3 separate regions of the Homo sapiens genome follow, and all the other regions are linked to region 3. Evidence: read pairs that join two places in POLR2A ChIA-PET (ENCODE). Cell type or tissue: CD4-positive, alpha-beta T cell. All regions are shown on one strand.

What was found. Peaks named below come from ENCODE experiments on the same cell type or tissue, not always from the same donor. Only the 100,000 strongest peaks of a DNase experiment are listed, where the experiment ranks them.
Region 1: POLR2A ChIA-PET joins it to region 3 with 5 read pairs; 19 of 35 experiments call an interaction of 5 or more read pairs at or near these places.
Region 2: POLR2A ChIA-PET joins it to region 3 with 8 read pairs; 3 of 35 experiments call an interaction of 5 or more read pairs at or near these places.

The regions. Positions count from the first base shown.
Region 1 is chr6:20,417,013-20,422,012 of GRCh38, reverse strand. All of the region lies in intron 1 of E2F3 (E2F transcription factor 3), which reads right to left. It also overlaps the pseudogene RN7SL128P. Among named protein-coding and RNA genes, the nearest start is that of E2F3, 18 kb to the right of the region's middle. RefSeq lists an enhancer at 3,899-3,968. In CD4-positive, alpha-beta T cell, no CTCF peak of the experiment used is centred here; no DNase peak of the experiment used is centred here.
Region 2 is chr6:20,438,301-20,443,300 of GRCh38, reverse strand. The region is part of intron 1 of E2F3 (E2F transcription factor 3); the gene reads right to left. It overlaps E2F3-IT1 (E2F3 intronic transcript 1), which reads right to left. Exons shown (of 2, transcript NR_046776.1): 2 at 3,123-3,344. Among named protein-coding and RNA genes, the nearest start is that of E2F3-IT1, 3.0 kb to the right of the region's middle. In CD4-positive, alpha-beta T cell, no CTCF peak of the experiment used is centred here; no DNase peak of the experiment used is centred here.
Region 3 is chr6:20,364,181-20,369,180 of GRCh38, reverse strand. No RefSeq gene overlaps it. Among named protein-coding and RNA genes, the nearest start is that of E2F3, 35 kb to the left of the region's middle. In CD4-positive, alpha-beta T cell, no CTCF peak of the experiment used is centred here; a DNase peak (open chromatin) is centred at 2,520; H3K4me3 peaks cover 1,213 bases; H3K27ac peaks cover 3,303 bases.

The DNA.
Region 1 (5,000 bases), 53 kb before region 3:
TTCAAAGCATCAAAAGACAGGCTGACTCTTTGGTTAGGGGCTAATGCAATTGGTGACATTAAGTTGAAGCCAATGATCGTTTACCATTTCAAAAACCCTAGGGCCCTTAAGAACTATGCTAGATCGCCGAGCGCGGTGGCACATGCCTGTAGTCCCAGCTACTCAGGAGGCTGAGGTGGGAGGATAGCTTGAGCCCAGGAGTTCTGGGCTGTAGTGCGCTATGCCGATCGGGTGTCCGCACTAAGTTCGGCATCAATATGGCGACCTCCTGGGAGTGGGGGACCACCAGGTTGCCTAAGGAGGGGTGAACCAGCCCAGGTCAGAAAAAAGAACTATGTTAAATCTACTCTGTGATCTATCAGTGAAGTAATAAAGCTTGAATGACAGCACATCTGTTTACAGCATGGTTTACTGACTATTTTAAGCCCATTGTTGATAACTACTGCTCAGAAAAAAAGATTCCTTTCACAATATTACCACTCATTGACAATAGACCTGGTCACACAAAAACTCTGATGGAGATGTACAAGGAGATTAATGTTTTCATGGCTGGTAACACAACATCCATTCTGCAGCCCATAAATCAAGGAGTAATTTTGAATTTCTAGTCTTATTATTTAAGAAGTACATTTTGTAAGGTTATAGCTGCCATAAATAGTGATTCCTCCAAAGGATCTGGATAAAGTAAATTACAAACTTTCTGGAAAGGAGTCTCCATTCTAGATGCCAATATCAACACTCATGGTTAATGGGAGGAAGCCAAAATATCAATATTAACAGAAGTTCGGAAGAAGTTGATCCCAACCCTTATGGATGACAGGGGTTCAAGACTTAGTGGAGAAACTGCCGATGTGGTGGAAGTAGCAAGAGAACTAGAATGAAAATGGAGCGTTAATAGGTGATTGAACTGCTACAATCTCATGTTCAAACTTGAATAGATGAGGAGTTGCTTCTTACGGATAAGCAAATAAAGCGATTTCTTGAGATGGAAGATGACTGTGAACAATGTTGAAATGACAACAAAGGATTTGGGATATTGCATAAATTTAGTTGATAAAGCAGCAGGACAGTTTGGGAAGGATTACTCTGATTTTGAAAGAAGGTCTAGTGTGGGAAAAATGCTATCAAATAGTATCACATACTACAGAGAAATCTTTTATGAAAGGAAGAGTCAATCAATGTGGAAAACTTGATTTTTTCTTATGTGAAGAAATTGCCACAGCTGCCCCAGCATTCAATGACTTCTTCCCTAAACAGCAACAGTCTTCAGTGTGAAGGCAAAACCCTCCACCAGCAAAAAGATGACTCGCTGAAGGCTCAGGGGATTGTTGGCATTTTGTAGCAATATAGTATTTTTAAGTTAAGAATATGTACGTTGGTTTTTGATATAATGCTGTTGCCCACTGAATAGACTACAGTACAGTGTAAACTTTATATGCACTGGGAAACCAAAGACTCCATATGACTTGCTTTATTGTGACATTTGCTTTATTGCTGTGCTCTGGAATCAGACCTGCAATATCTCTGAGGTATGCCTGTATTTACTATACACACACACACACACACACACACACCAGAGAAAGCCCATTATCTATAGTTCATTAAAAGTTCCAATAATTCAGTAAGAAAACTATAAATAGCCTTGGGCACAAAAATGATAAAGAATTCAAAGAGGCTACTCACAGAAATGCAAATTAGGGCAGATACTTAAATTTACTAATTCGTCTTTTTCATCATCTGTAAAATGTGGACAATAATCACACCCACTTTATAGAGATGTTAAGGTTTAAATTAGTGATTTCATATAACGTGCTTAAAACTATCCCTGACACATAAAAACATTCAATAAACATTAGTCAGTAGCAGTAATAGTAGCGGTGGTGGTGGTAGCAGCAGCAATAATTTAAAAAACATACAAGTAAAATAAGGAGGCAGGCTGGGCAACATGGTAAAACCTCATCTCTACAAAAAATACAAAAAGTAGCCGGGTGTGATGGCATGCGCCACTAGTCCCAGCTACTCAGTAGGCTGAGGAGGAAGAATCACTTGAGCCCGGGAAGCAGAGGTCGCAGAGAGCCAAGACTGCACCACTGCACTCCAGCCTGGGCAACAGAATGAGACTCTGTCTCAATAAATAAATAAAAATTGGCTGGGCACAGTAGCTTGCGCCTGTAATCCCAGCACTTTGGGAGGCTGAGGCGGGCAGATTGACTGAGCTCAAGAGTTTGAGACCAGCCTGGGCAACACGGTGAAACCCCAACTCTACTAAAATATGAAAAAAGTAGCCAGCCATGGTGGCGTGCGCCTGTAGTCCAGCTACTGGGGAGGCTGAGGCAGGAGAATTGCTTGAACACCTGGGAAATGGAGGTTGCAGTGAGCCCAGATCATGCCACTGCACTCCAGCCTGGGCAACAGAGCAAGACTCCATCTCAAAATAAGTAAGTAAGTAAGTAAGTAAATAAATAAATAAATAAATAAATAAAAGGAGGTACTATCTAGCATGAGCAGCAACTGCAAAAAGACTAATGTTACCTAGTGTTGGAAAAAGTATGAGAAAACAGGCAACTCTCTACACTTGTGGTGGGAATATAAATTTGTTCAGCCTTTTTGGAGGGTAATTTGGACCTATCTAATCTATCAGCATTTTAATATACATGCCCTGTGATATAAAAATTCAACGCTTAGAAATGCAGCCTACAGAAATACACACAAGCACAAAAACTTATGTACATAGATATCCAATGTAGCACTGTTCATAATAGCAATAGTTAAAATGAAAAATGACAGAAATGACCATCAAATGGGAATAACTAAACACATTCTGGCATATCTATATAACGAGTGGCAGCGCAGCTATTACAAAGAATAATGAGCAACAATATATACAGATAGGGAATTACGTCTCTGGAAATACTAAGCAAAAGGGCAAGCCACGATGTGCACTTTTGTATTTTTGAATCATTTTTACTTTTATATAAATAAAATATAGATTTGCAAATGATTATAAAAAGGAAAGGCCAAGCTGTGATTGTGGTTATCTCTGGGAAGGAAGCAAGATCAAGAGGGAATGAAGAAAGTATTTTCATTTTCACTCCACTTCCTTATATATTTTTTATTTTAAAAAAATAATAAGCAGGTACTAAAAACAAGTATTTTCTTACAAAAAAAAAAAGGTAACAAACAAATTCAGTGTTTCACACCAGAGTCATGGAACTGGACACCTGGGTGGGTGAATGACAGTGTCCATATGCTCCATAAGTGGCTAGCAGTACTCCCTCCCCTGCAGGTACGCTCTAGAGAGGAGACCACAGCTGGAAGGTACTAATGGGATCATTCAATGCCTTTACTCTGACACAGCTAATAACCTTCTGATCGAGAACACAGGCAATAACCAATTTCTGCAACTGTCCACTTGGCAGTTATACTTCTCAGGGTAAGTATTAAGTTCACAGTCTAGTTTGTCCGCCTTTAGAACTCTGATTAACACAAAGCCGCCCTCCAGATCAGTAAATCAGAATTCCTAATCCTGCACAGTTTAGGGCTAGACCTACTCCTATTGAGATCTCCCTAGGGTGCAAAAATTGCAAGAGACCTACCTTAGCTAAAACAGACAGCCAACTGGCTGGCCATTTTAACAGTTATTTGCATATTATAAGAAATAAAAAGCAAGACTTAAAAGAGCTCAACACTTGCCACTTGTTACTGTCGAATGTGATAATGCATCTCTAGTTCCATCTGACAAATATTTACAAAACTCGACTATATGGACAGCGCTGCTCTATTCCCATTTCTTTCACTCCACAAGTCAGATGGGAGGCCCACACGTCGGTCCCCAGTGCTGGATTTGGAAAAGAAGACAGTGGTTTAGTCACGCTAGACCTCCAGAGGTGGCTGTTGTTTGAGGGCCACCCCTTGTCTACCCTGACTACATAGAGCAGTGAAAAGTCAAGGGATTAGAGAAGCTGATCCTTACACTCTAGAGCAAGGCAGGAAGCAAGAAGTGAGGACTGCTTGCCTTCCTCCCCCAGCCTCTATAATAGAACCAACCACAAATGGCAAACTTAAAACTGTCACTGTAACCAGAACTTGTTTTGGCTGTAGGTAGACAGAAAGAGAGAGGAAATGCCCACCGATGGTCAGAGAGATATTTTTCGAATAGAACCACCAAGACGAACCTGGACTATATATAACAGAACCTGGTAATCTTTCATATGCATTTTCAAGACACAGGTTTTCTTCAAAAGGAACTACCAAACCGTCCCAAACACCCCTTTTAACATGGCTGTAATTAATTAGTGTTTGTGAATTAAATGACAGCTGTTAAATGGACAGGTTATATGCCTTATAAGCATATCCAGGCTTTGGGCTAGTGCAGAAATAAAAGTATTTCTGCCAGTCTGATCTGGGCCTTTTTTTTTTTTTTTAAATCCATTATCAGGAAATAAAAATCAAGTAACATCTTTTTAAATTTAAAAGTTTATTTAATTACACTTATTTTTTAAAAAGTTACTAACTTTTAAAACACTTATTTTTATTCAAAGTCATTACTTAAGATTTTGGATTCTATTATTTTGGTTACAATTTACATTATGGTATTCACTCATTCAGACTGTATGTAATCCAAAGCTTTTCACACAAAGAACCGTGGTGTCTATTTAATGCCTTTATTGGTTTTTATAATGAGTTGGGATTGGGGGGAAGACTGTACCAGCATTTATCAAACGGTCACCCTGTGCCCAGCTCCACACTGGACACTTTCCCATAGTCTCTCATTTCATTTACTTTTCACTGTATCTTTAAATACCCAAATTACCAGACATACAAAGGAGAGCTACCATTTCATTTTCAGATAAGCCTTGTCCATCCAGTTGGCAATTTGATTGCAGCTATAAAAATTTTTTAATGATGCCAGGTAAGAAGCCAATAAAAACTGAAGGAATTAAAAGAAAAAATAATTGTCAAACATGCCAGAAGTCTGGAGAAAAGTGGGGAAAGCAACT
Region 2 (5,000 bases), 74 kb before region 3:
GAAGTTAGATGTTGGAATGCAGAATCACTATATGCAGACTATTCCCACAGAACAATTCCATGAAGAGACAAAGAATGGAGCCAAGAGGGGCAGCCGTGGACTTTGAGAAGGGCTGGTCCACAGACACGAAGACAGGACCCCTGCATCCCTCTTGTCCCTGCTATTGCCACTGTACCCCACAGCAATTCTTGAGCAGACCCAGCTTTCTGTGTTGACAGACAGGTTTGTTTCCTCATCTGCCAAAAGAAGATGGTGGTGCCCATGAGCCACCTGCGTTACACAAATGTTTCAAAGGTTAAATTTAAAAAATAGATTTGAGATTTTTTTTTTTTTGAGACAGTTTGCTCTTGTCGCCCAGGCTGGAGTGCAATGGCGCAATCTTGGCTCACTGCAACCTCTGCCTCCTAGGTTCAAGTGATTCTCCTGCCTCAGTCTCCTGCACAGCTGGGATTACAGGTGCCTGCCACCATGCCCGGCCAATTTTTCTATTTTTAGTAGAGACGGGGTTTCACCATGTTTTCCAGGCTGATCTCCAACTCCTGACCTCAGGTGATCCAATCTGCCTCGGCCTCCCAAAGTGCTGGGATTACAGGCATGAGCCACCTCACCCGGCCTGAGATATGTTTAAACATGATTATTGGAGAAACTTAACTGTCCTCTAAATGCTTTGTCTATACTGTTCAATGAAAAGAATTGTGTCCAGATATAAATATACACACAACATATCAAATTGAGGGTGTTAAAAGTACTTCAAATAATTCTAAATTTTGCTTTGTTTCTTGTAACTACGTAAGGATAAAAATGCACGAAACACCGCATGTTGTGGAAACCTGCATCATTCTCAACTTTGCTTTCAGGAATAAAAAGCACAGAAGTTACTGAGATAATTGGTGAAATAATATCTGACATGTGAGGAGCCTCTCCTTTGGGTAAGCAGCACAAGATAAATTTTTCATTTAGATGAAGCCACAGCTATTAAGAAGACGGTTACCAGGAGAATGAAAAGACTCAAAGGCAGATTGTTTCTGGAGGAGGCAGGGCGAGCATACTTCGCTGTGTTGGCTCACCTTCACACTAAAGAATACAGTTGCACAGCCCCTGACTCCCTCAGCCAGAGAAAGCACCTCATAAACAGGCTGGCATGCATGTCCAACCAGGTCAGTAGCAAAACAAATATGCTCCTTTCTCTAGCCAAAGCCAACACCAAAGGGGCAGGCAGACTCGGCAAACAGCAAAAGGAGACCCAGTGATGAATGAGGATGAGGCCTGTTGAGCAAACTGCTGGTTAGCAAAAAAAAAAAAAGGTTGGGTGACATGCGGATGGGTCAAAGAAAGGATCCGCGTCAATCCCCTAGTGCATGGCTAGTAGGATTGTAAGATGGGGCACCCGCTGTGGAAAACAGTTTGATAGTTCCTCAAAAAGTTAAACATATGGCCGGAAGCGGTGGCTCATGCCTATAATCCCAGCACGTTGGGAGGCCAAGGTGGGTGGATGGCTTGAGGTAAGGAGTTCGAGACCAGCCTGGCCAACACAGTGAAACGCTGTCTGTACTAAAAAAAAAAAAAAAAAAAAAATTACCCACGCGTGATCTCAGCTACTTAGGAGGTTGAGGCAGAAGAATCGCTTGAACCCAGGAGGTGGAGGTTGTAGTGAGCCAAGGTCATGCCACTACACTCCAGCCTGGGCAACAGAGCAAGATTCCATCTCAAAAAAACAAAAACAAAAACACAAGCTAAACACAGAATTACCATATGACCAGCAATTCTACTTCTGGATATATACCCAAAGGAATTTTAAAAGGGGACTCAAACAGAAGATACTCTCATACATCCATGTTCATTGCATCATTATTCACGATAGCCAAGAGAAGAAAACAACTCAAATGTCCATTGATGAATGAAAAGATAAACAAAATGGGGCCTTATACATACCATGGAATATTATTCAGAGATAAAAAGAATGAGATTCTGATACATGCTACAATATGAATGAAACTTAAAGACATTGTGCTAAGTGAAATAAGGCAGATACAGAAGGGTAAATATTTTATGATTCCACTTATATGAGGTATCTAGAGTGGTCAAGTTCATACAGACAGAAAGTAGAATAGAGCTTACCAGGGACTAGAGGGATGGGAGGGGAGTTATTGTTCAATGGTAGATTTTCTGTTAGAGACGGTGAAAAAAATCTGGACATGGATGATGCTTGCATAACATTGTAAATGTAGCCAATGCTACTGAATCATACACCTAAAAATGGTTAAAATAGTAAACTGTGTGTTTCGGATGCCCTCACCCCTTGTCTGCCACACTGGATTTTGGGCCTCCCCTTATCTGCCACACTGGATTTTGGGGCTTCCCACCCCTACCCCTGACCCTTTTCACTGGATTTTGGGGTCTTCCCACCCCTACTCCTGACCCTTTTCCCTCTCCTTGATCATCTGTTCATTTCTCCATTCAAGATGCCCACCAAATTTACTTCTGGCAGAAGTAGGCTCAAATAAATCTGGAAACCAGAGTTACAGCAGGAGGCTTATGATCCTTGGTCCTGATATTCCACTGCTAGCTCCAGCATGTGACCTCTCCTTCCAAAGGAAAATAAGTCATTTTTTAATGAGCTTTTACAGAGATGGTAACTATCAACACTTCAGATCATTATGGAAAGAAAACTTCAGTTTCTCTAGTGGGTTGCAGAGAGCGGACCAAATCCTAAGTCAGAAAAACAGCCTTTTTTCTACTGGTATCATTGACTTCCTACCAAAAAGCCTGAGAGACAGAGAAGGAGCCAAGACTCCCATGTACAGAATCGTGAATCATTCACTCTAAATACTCGGGAGCCAAGTTTTCCTCTCTCTTTCTTTGGACCAATGAATACATATATCTGCAGTGAGAACTGCCTTAGCTGGAAGTAGGCTGGGGCTAAAGTTAAAAGTCACTGCAACCATTTGTTCCTTTGGAACATTCTGGAAGAGTGTTTAAGACGATGTGGACATTACTAAATTATTTTAATTTTTTTGGATAACTATAGTTATGATTTCTTTGGAAGTCATGTACCTGTGGCAAAATATGCCTTGGTTAAGTATTTGTGGAATGAAGAATATAAGAAAAACAACTCCCTTAAATAAGAGTTCAAAATATGTTATGAAACCAACTTTTCCACAACATGGCAAATCCTTGATATGTAGTAAGTGGAGTGCAAGAAAGTATGACAAAGGGGGCCAGATAGCACGTAATGTTTGATAAGGGGGTTTCACTGCAAGAGATGAGGAAGTCCTGGCAGGGCACCCTGGCTGGGTTGTGGCGCCATTGCTTTCTCCATCGAAGTCTATAATCAAAACTCAAACCTACAGAAAGAAAGAGACCAATATTGGTCATAAATGTACGTATTTCCATTGTATACACTTAAATGGGATGAGGACTGTCAGGTAAATGAAGTATGAATTCTCTTTTTTCTTAAGAAAAAATTGGAGGAGGGCCAGGTACAGTGGCTCATGCTTGTAACCCCAATGTTCTGGGAGGCCGAGGCAGGAGGATTGAGCCCAGGAGTTTGACACCAGCCTGGGCAACATAGTGAGACCCCTCTCTACAAAGAAATTTAAAAAATTAGCCAGGCTTTGGTGGCATGCACCTAGTCCTAGTTACTCAGGAGGCTGAGGTGGGAGGATCACTTGAACTCAAGAGTTTGAGACTGCAGTGAGCTATGATCACGCCACTGTATGCAAGCCTGGGTGACAGAGACCCTGTCTCTTTAAAAAAGAGAAAAGAAAAAATGGGAGGAAAATGATGGTTGCAGAGGGACATGTCACTGCACTTGTAATCAGTGGAAAGACTTACAGTATTAAAATCAGATCTAATGGAGAAATGGCAAATACATTAATAAATAAAATAAAGAAACAAACAAAACGTCTCAGTAAGCCTCCTCCTCCTCCCTAAAGAGCAGCTCGCTTCAGCAGCCCATGCTAAAGCGTTGCTTTACATTCTGGAACTCAGTTCAAAATGTGAGTAATTTTGCATTCTGTTTCACATTGACAAAGTTGTTCTTTCCTGCTACTTATTTATAATTTAATTCCCTCGATGGTTCTAAAATCAAGAGAAAAAATGTTTTCAAACAAAAATCATTATTTATACAGCTGGAGTTTCCATTTAGTTAGGAAAATTAGTAGAAAAATGTTTGGTCAGAATTTGAGATAAGTTTTGAATGTTTCGGAAAACCTTATACCATCAACTTCTAAATCTCTTTTATAATATTTATGTCTTCCCCAAAGTCAACAAGGAACCCCCCAAATCAACTAAATTAATGGGTTCTAATCTGGGCAACTCCTTTGGCAAAGGGTGGGGGAATCTCTGAATCAGCAACAAAAATAGCTCAATTAAAATACCATTCTAACATGCAGTTAGTTTTTGTTTGAAAATGGAAACCAGCAACTTGCTTGCATGAGTAAACAGAAGACAATTACTCCGGCTGGGGTCTCCAGAGCAGAAAGCACGGGAGACAGCTGGCAATTATCTGGCTAACTTAACCAGATAATTCATGCCTAAAAATCCACTCTGGTGCCCAAATTGCCCAGATTGGTTATATTCACAGAAGAACTAAAGAGTGTAATTACCAGATTCCCTTCCAATCTGTGCAGCCAAAGCTGTGCTTAGGTGGTTTGTTTTAAGGTGGTGATTGTACTGTCCTCAGTGCTTCATCTCTAGCAAGGAATGAGCTAGGATTTTCACAATAGAAATTTGAACATCTGTTTAAATATCCTATGGTCTTACATAGGATGCAGCTTTCATATACCAAATGCAGTACTAAAAATTTCAAATATGCCGAGACACTGACAAACTGCACCGGAGATAATGCTTTAAGTTTATACACCTTGAGGCAAAGCCCAGTTGAAGAGAGATATTGTAACTCCTAACAGAAAAAAATCTGATGGGGAAAACATAGAGTTAAAAATAGAGAAAGAGAATGTGTAAGATTATGCAAATTAGAGTATCCAAAATTTGAAACA
Region 3 (5,000 bases):
GCCCCCAGAGTCTCCCAATATATGTGATGATTTCCTGCATCGATCTACCTCCCTCAGGAAGGGACTGTGACCTGTGCCAATACAGCTCTCAGTCATTGTTCTTTATTTGAGGTAACTACTACCCTGTACCTTCTATGTCTTCATAATTAACACCTTTACATGTGCCGACATGTGGACATGCCATACAGAAAGCAATAATAATAATAATAATAATAATAATAATAATAATAATAATAATAAATAGATCATTGGAGGTAGGGCCACAATCAACTTCTTCTATCTCTCCTATTCTCACAAGTTTTCCACACACTCATACATCAAAAATTTTAGAAAAAGATTAACGAGTGGCCGGGTGCAGTGGCTCATGCCTGTAATCCCAGCACTTTGGGAGGCCAAGGTGGGCAGATCACTTGAGGCCAGGAGTTTAAGACCAGCCTGGCCAACATAGTGAAAACCCATCTCTACTAAAAAATACAATTAGCAAGGCGTGGTGGCACGCGTCTGTAATCCCAGCTACTTGGGAGGCTGAAGCAGGAGAATCACCTGAACTTGGGGGCCGGAGGTTATAGTGAGCTGAGATTGCACCACTGCACTCCAGCCGGGGCCACAGAATGAGACTCTGTCTCAAAAAAAAAAAAAAACAACAAATTAAATAACAAATAAGACAGACGGGGCTAAATAGAGTGGAGCGTACAACCTTTGGATGGAACACTTTTGCTACCCTGCATGATGTAGACACTTCCTGTTTCCCCCATGCTTCTGAGCTGAGGGTCCTAGCAGTGTCCTCCTTTCTTATTTTTAACTTGAGTTTGATAGAATTTGGCTACTTTCTTGGAGCAATCAAAATTTATCAGCTCACTTCTCTTCAGCAAACAGGTGGGAATGAGATCATGGAAAGATAAACAACTCTAGAACACCAGATATGAAGTGTAGAAAGAAAAACTTTTAGAGTCGTTGATTTGCAGGCCAGGGGCCTTCCTGCAAGCAACCTTTGGGTTTATCATTGGGTTTATTGTTAATTGGTGAACTATTACACCCCCACAGTGGACCCATGATTATAAGACAGATCCCCACTTGCAGGAATTCATCAAATAAATGGCCTACTCTGCCTTCTGTTAATTTAATCTCCAATCCACAATGCTTCATGTTAGTACTCCTCAAGTAGAAAATGGATGTCATCCATGCTTATGTAATTTCTAGTTGAGCTCTTTAGCTCCAGCCATGCTTATTTGTGAGTCATAATTATGTCTGTGTAAAACACTGCTGCAAGCCCTGTGTGCCTGTGTGGGTGTTTTATGCATGGGTGTAGTCTACAGCCTGGGAAGCTAAACCTGTTGGTGAAGGGATTTTCATTTACCTAAGAGAAAGATCTTAACACTTAATAGAGAGCAGATTAATTTCAGCTGGTTATTTAGATAGAAAATATGGTTTGTTTGTGAGAGTGTAACCGGATGGAGCCACTGTCCTCCTTTCTCCCCAGCAACTCTCGGGGGTTAGGAGTGGGGAGGAGGATCAAAGAACTCATAACTTCTCCCAGGCTGGGCAGTCTGTGGTTAGTTTTTCTGCCTACCTGGTAAAGCCATGGGGTCCTCCACCTCTGGAGCAAGATTAGACCTCTCTTTGAGTAAAGGAGAGCCAAGGAAGTATAATGGATAGGCCTCTGGACCCAGAGCCTGCTGGGACCAGAGTTGTGTGCTCATGGGCAAGTTTCCTTATCTCTAAAATGGAGCAATAATCATATCTATCTAAAGGTTGCTGTGAGGATTAGATGAGTTCATTCATGAAAAGAGCTTACTGCCCTACATGTTGTGGTGCTCAAATAGCTGTCTTCTGAAGGGTTTATGGAACGGTCCTAAAATGGGAGCTGACTCGCTCACTCCCTTGAATCATACAAAGGGATAAGAGGAAGCCTCCTGTGGATATTCTCCTACCCTCCCTCCTCTTCTCCTCAATGTCCCCTCTCTGTAGTAGGCCTCTTCTGAAAGCCCTCATCACCTGGTTGCTCTGCCTTGTGCTTGAGACTCTGGTAAGGGTGATTCCTTCTTTGCCATTTTTTTTTTTTTTTGTGACAGGATCTCGCTCTGTCACCCAGGCTGGAGTGCAATGGCGTAATCATGGCTCACTGCAGTTTCAACCTGCTGGGCTCAAGCGATCCTCCCACCTCAGCCTGCCGAGTGGCTGGGTCTACTCAGGGGAAAAAATTTAGCTACCACACCAGGATAATTTTTTTATTTTTTTTGTAGAGATGAGGTCTCACTCACTATGTTGCCCAGGCTGGTCTCGAACTCCTGGGCTAAAGCAATCCTCCTGCCTGGATCTCCCAAAGTGCTGGGATTACAGGTGTGAGCCACTGCACCCAGCCCCACTTCTTTTCCTTGAGTTGAATTCTCAGGCCGGCTGTAGTGTGTGTTTGTCTTCTGTGAGGCTGTGTCTCTTCCACCCCCACTCCACCCCCATCCCCGCAGGCACCACTGCCTCCTTGCCAGGGCTGATTCTTTTCATCTTGCTCAAGTTCGGGCAGCTCTGTCAAACCCCCTGTTTGCTCTGATGGAGTGTGGGTGACTTCGTGACTGCCTTCCCACCTTATCTGAGACCAGTTTGTTTTCCCCAAAGTGCTATAATTTGCGGCTGGGTGTTTCCTGTTTTTTTGCACCCTCTGGGCATGGCAGGGGGAGCTCAGCAGAGACTATGTTTCTATGTTTCTTCATTAGAAAACCTGAGCTCCGGGCTTATTTCTATCTCAGTTCATCCCTCTGGTGTACCCATTTCCACAGGCTTTGGCTCCCTTCTCCAATTAAGAGTACAGCCCTGGAGTCTTCTCATTCATGTTACTCCAGTTGACTGTTTCACCCAATTTCTCCCCAGCAGCCATTTTCATTCACTGCAGTCAGAAGACAGAAAAGATAAGGATAAAGCATACCGATGGGCTCTTTGCAGATTTAGAATACTGATGAGAATGCTTGGGATTCTATGGCCCATGAGTGAAAGAGTTGGGATTGGTAGCCCTGCCAAGATGCTGTCCTGCTTAGCTCCAGAATCTTATTTTCTTCCTGTACCACCTTTTTGGAGGCTTATGGTATTAGCATGTGCTCCTTTCCTCGTCTGATTGCTGCTGGTGGATTTTGAGGAGTTTTTTTTTTTTTACTTTTTCTGTTACTTCCTTAGGAATTAGCTATGAAGCAACACCATTCCTCCATATTAATCCAAAGGTTACATTTTTTTTTCTTTTAATATGGATGAGACCCAACTCCTTATGAAATAAAAACCCTGACCTTATTAAGCTATAATTCTTTCCTGGGCTGGCTTTTTCTTTACGAGGCTCTGCACATAAACAGCCATACTTCTCCAGCCACCCAATCAAATGGCAACATATTATACCTCCAGCCTTCAAATATCTCCTCAATAACCGAAGTAATGGTAGATCAGGGAATCGGATCAATGTGCCACACTAACTAATTTGCTGTAGCCAGCCACAGAATCAGGTGTCCCTGGAGAAAAAATGATGTAGTACAGTGTTTATCAGTATAGACTTTGGAGCCTGACTGCTTGAGTTCAGTTTCTGTTTTCACCACATACTAGCTAGCTGTGCAAATTTTAACAAATTGCTGTTTCCTGTACCTCTATGTCCTTATATGTAAAACGGGATGATGAGAATTAATTTTACCCACCTCTTAGGGTCCCTATGAAACTTAAATGAGTTATTTTGTATGATATGTTTAGAGTAGTGCCTAGCTCATTGTACCTATTTAATACATAGTAGCTATTATCTTCCTTTCTTCTTCCATTGCTGTTTATTTGTTTAGTGTCTAATCTGGCTATTTCTGGAAAATCCTGGTCTTCACCGACTAGGAGAAGCAAATGTGCTTTTACTTAAAAAGAGTGATCTAGAAATACAGCAGCTTTGCTGGGTATGGTGGCGCATGTAATCCCAGCGCTTTGGAAGGGTGAGGCTGAAGGATCACTTGAGCCCAGGAGTTCAATGTTGCAATGAGTTAGGATCATGCTACTGAACTCCAGCCTGGGCAATAGAGTGAGACCCTCTCTCAAAGAAGAAGGAAGAAGAAGAAGAAGGAGGAGGAAGAAGGGGAGGAGAAGAAAAGACATATAACTGCTCTGCTGATAGGAAGTAGAAATCAGGACAAGAAGCAGAAGAGATGAAATAAGCAGGAATTATTGAAACTGGGTGATAGGTACATGGGTGTTCAATATATTATTGTCTAATTTTTGTGAATATTTATTTTCTATAATAAAACTGTAAAAAGAAAAAAAGAGATAAACTCTAAAATCTGTCAGTGTGGATCAAGAGCAGTGAGATGGGAACACTCATATATCCTAGGTGGGAGGCCAAATTGCTATGAGCTGCTTAGACAACAATTTGACAGCATATATCAAGAACCCTAAAAATGTTTGTTCCAGTTACTACAGCTGTGTAAAAAATTACCCGGAAACCTTGGCTTTAAACAACCATTTTATTGTGTTCGCAGATTCTGTGGATCAGATTTGGATAGCCTACAGTGGGGATGGTTTGTCTCTGTAATGTGTAGTACCTTGGCTGGGGACTTGAAGGCTTGGGGTGACTCAGAAGCTGTACCTAGAACCCACTGAAGGTTTGTTCACTCACAAGTTTGGCACCTGGACTGGTGTGATACAAAAACTAGGTATGTGGAATGATTCATGTGGCCTTCAAGTGGCTTGGCTCCTCACAGCATGGTGGCCTTAGGGTAGCCCGATTTTTCACATGGTGGCTCAGGGCTCCAAGCATGAGTCCTCCAGCCATCACACTGAATGGCAGAGTACTCTCTTGGTTGATGTTGTCATAAGTCTACCCAGATTCAAAGGGAGGGAAAATAGACCCTGGTTCTCCATGAGAGGAGTGGCAAAGAATTTTAGGGTCATGTTTCAAAACTGCTACAATGTTTGTGTCTTTTGACCCGATGATTTCACTTCTAGGGATTGACCTCAATGAAATTATTTGAAATGTAGACAAAGTTTTATGCATA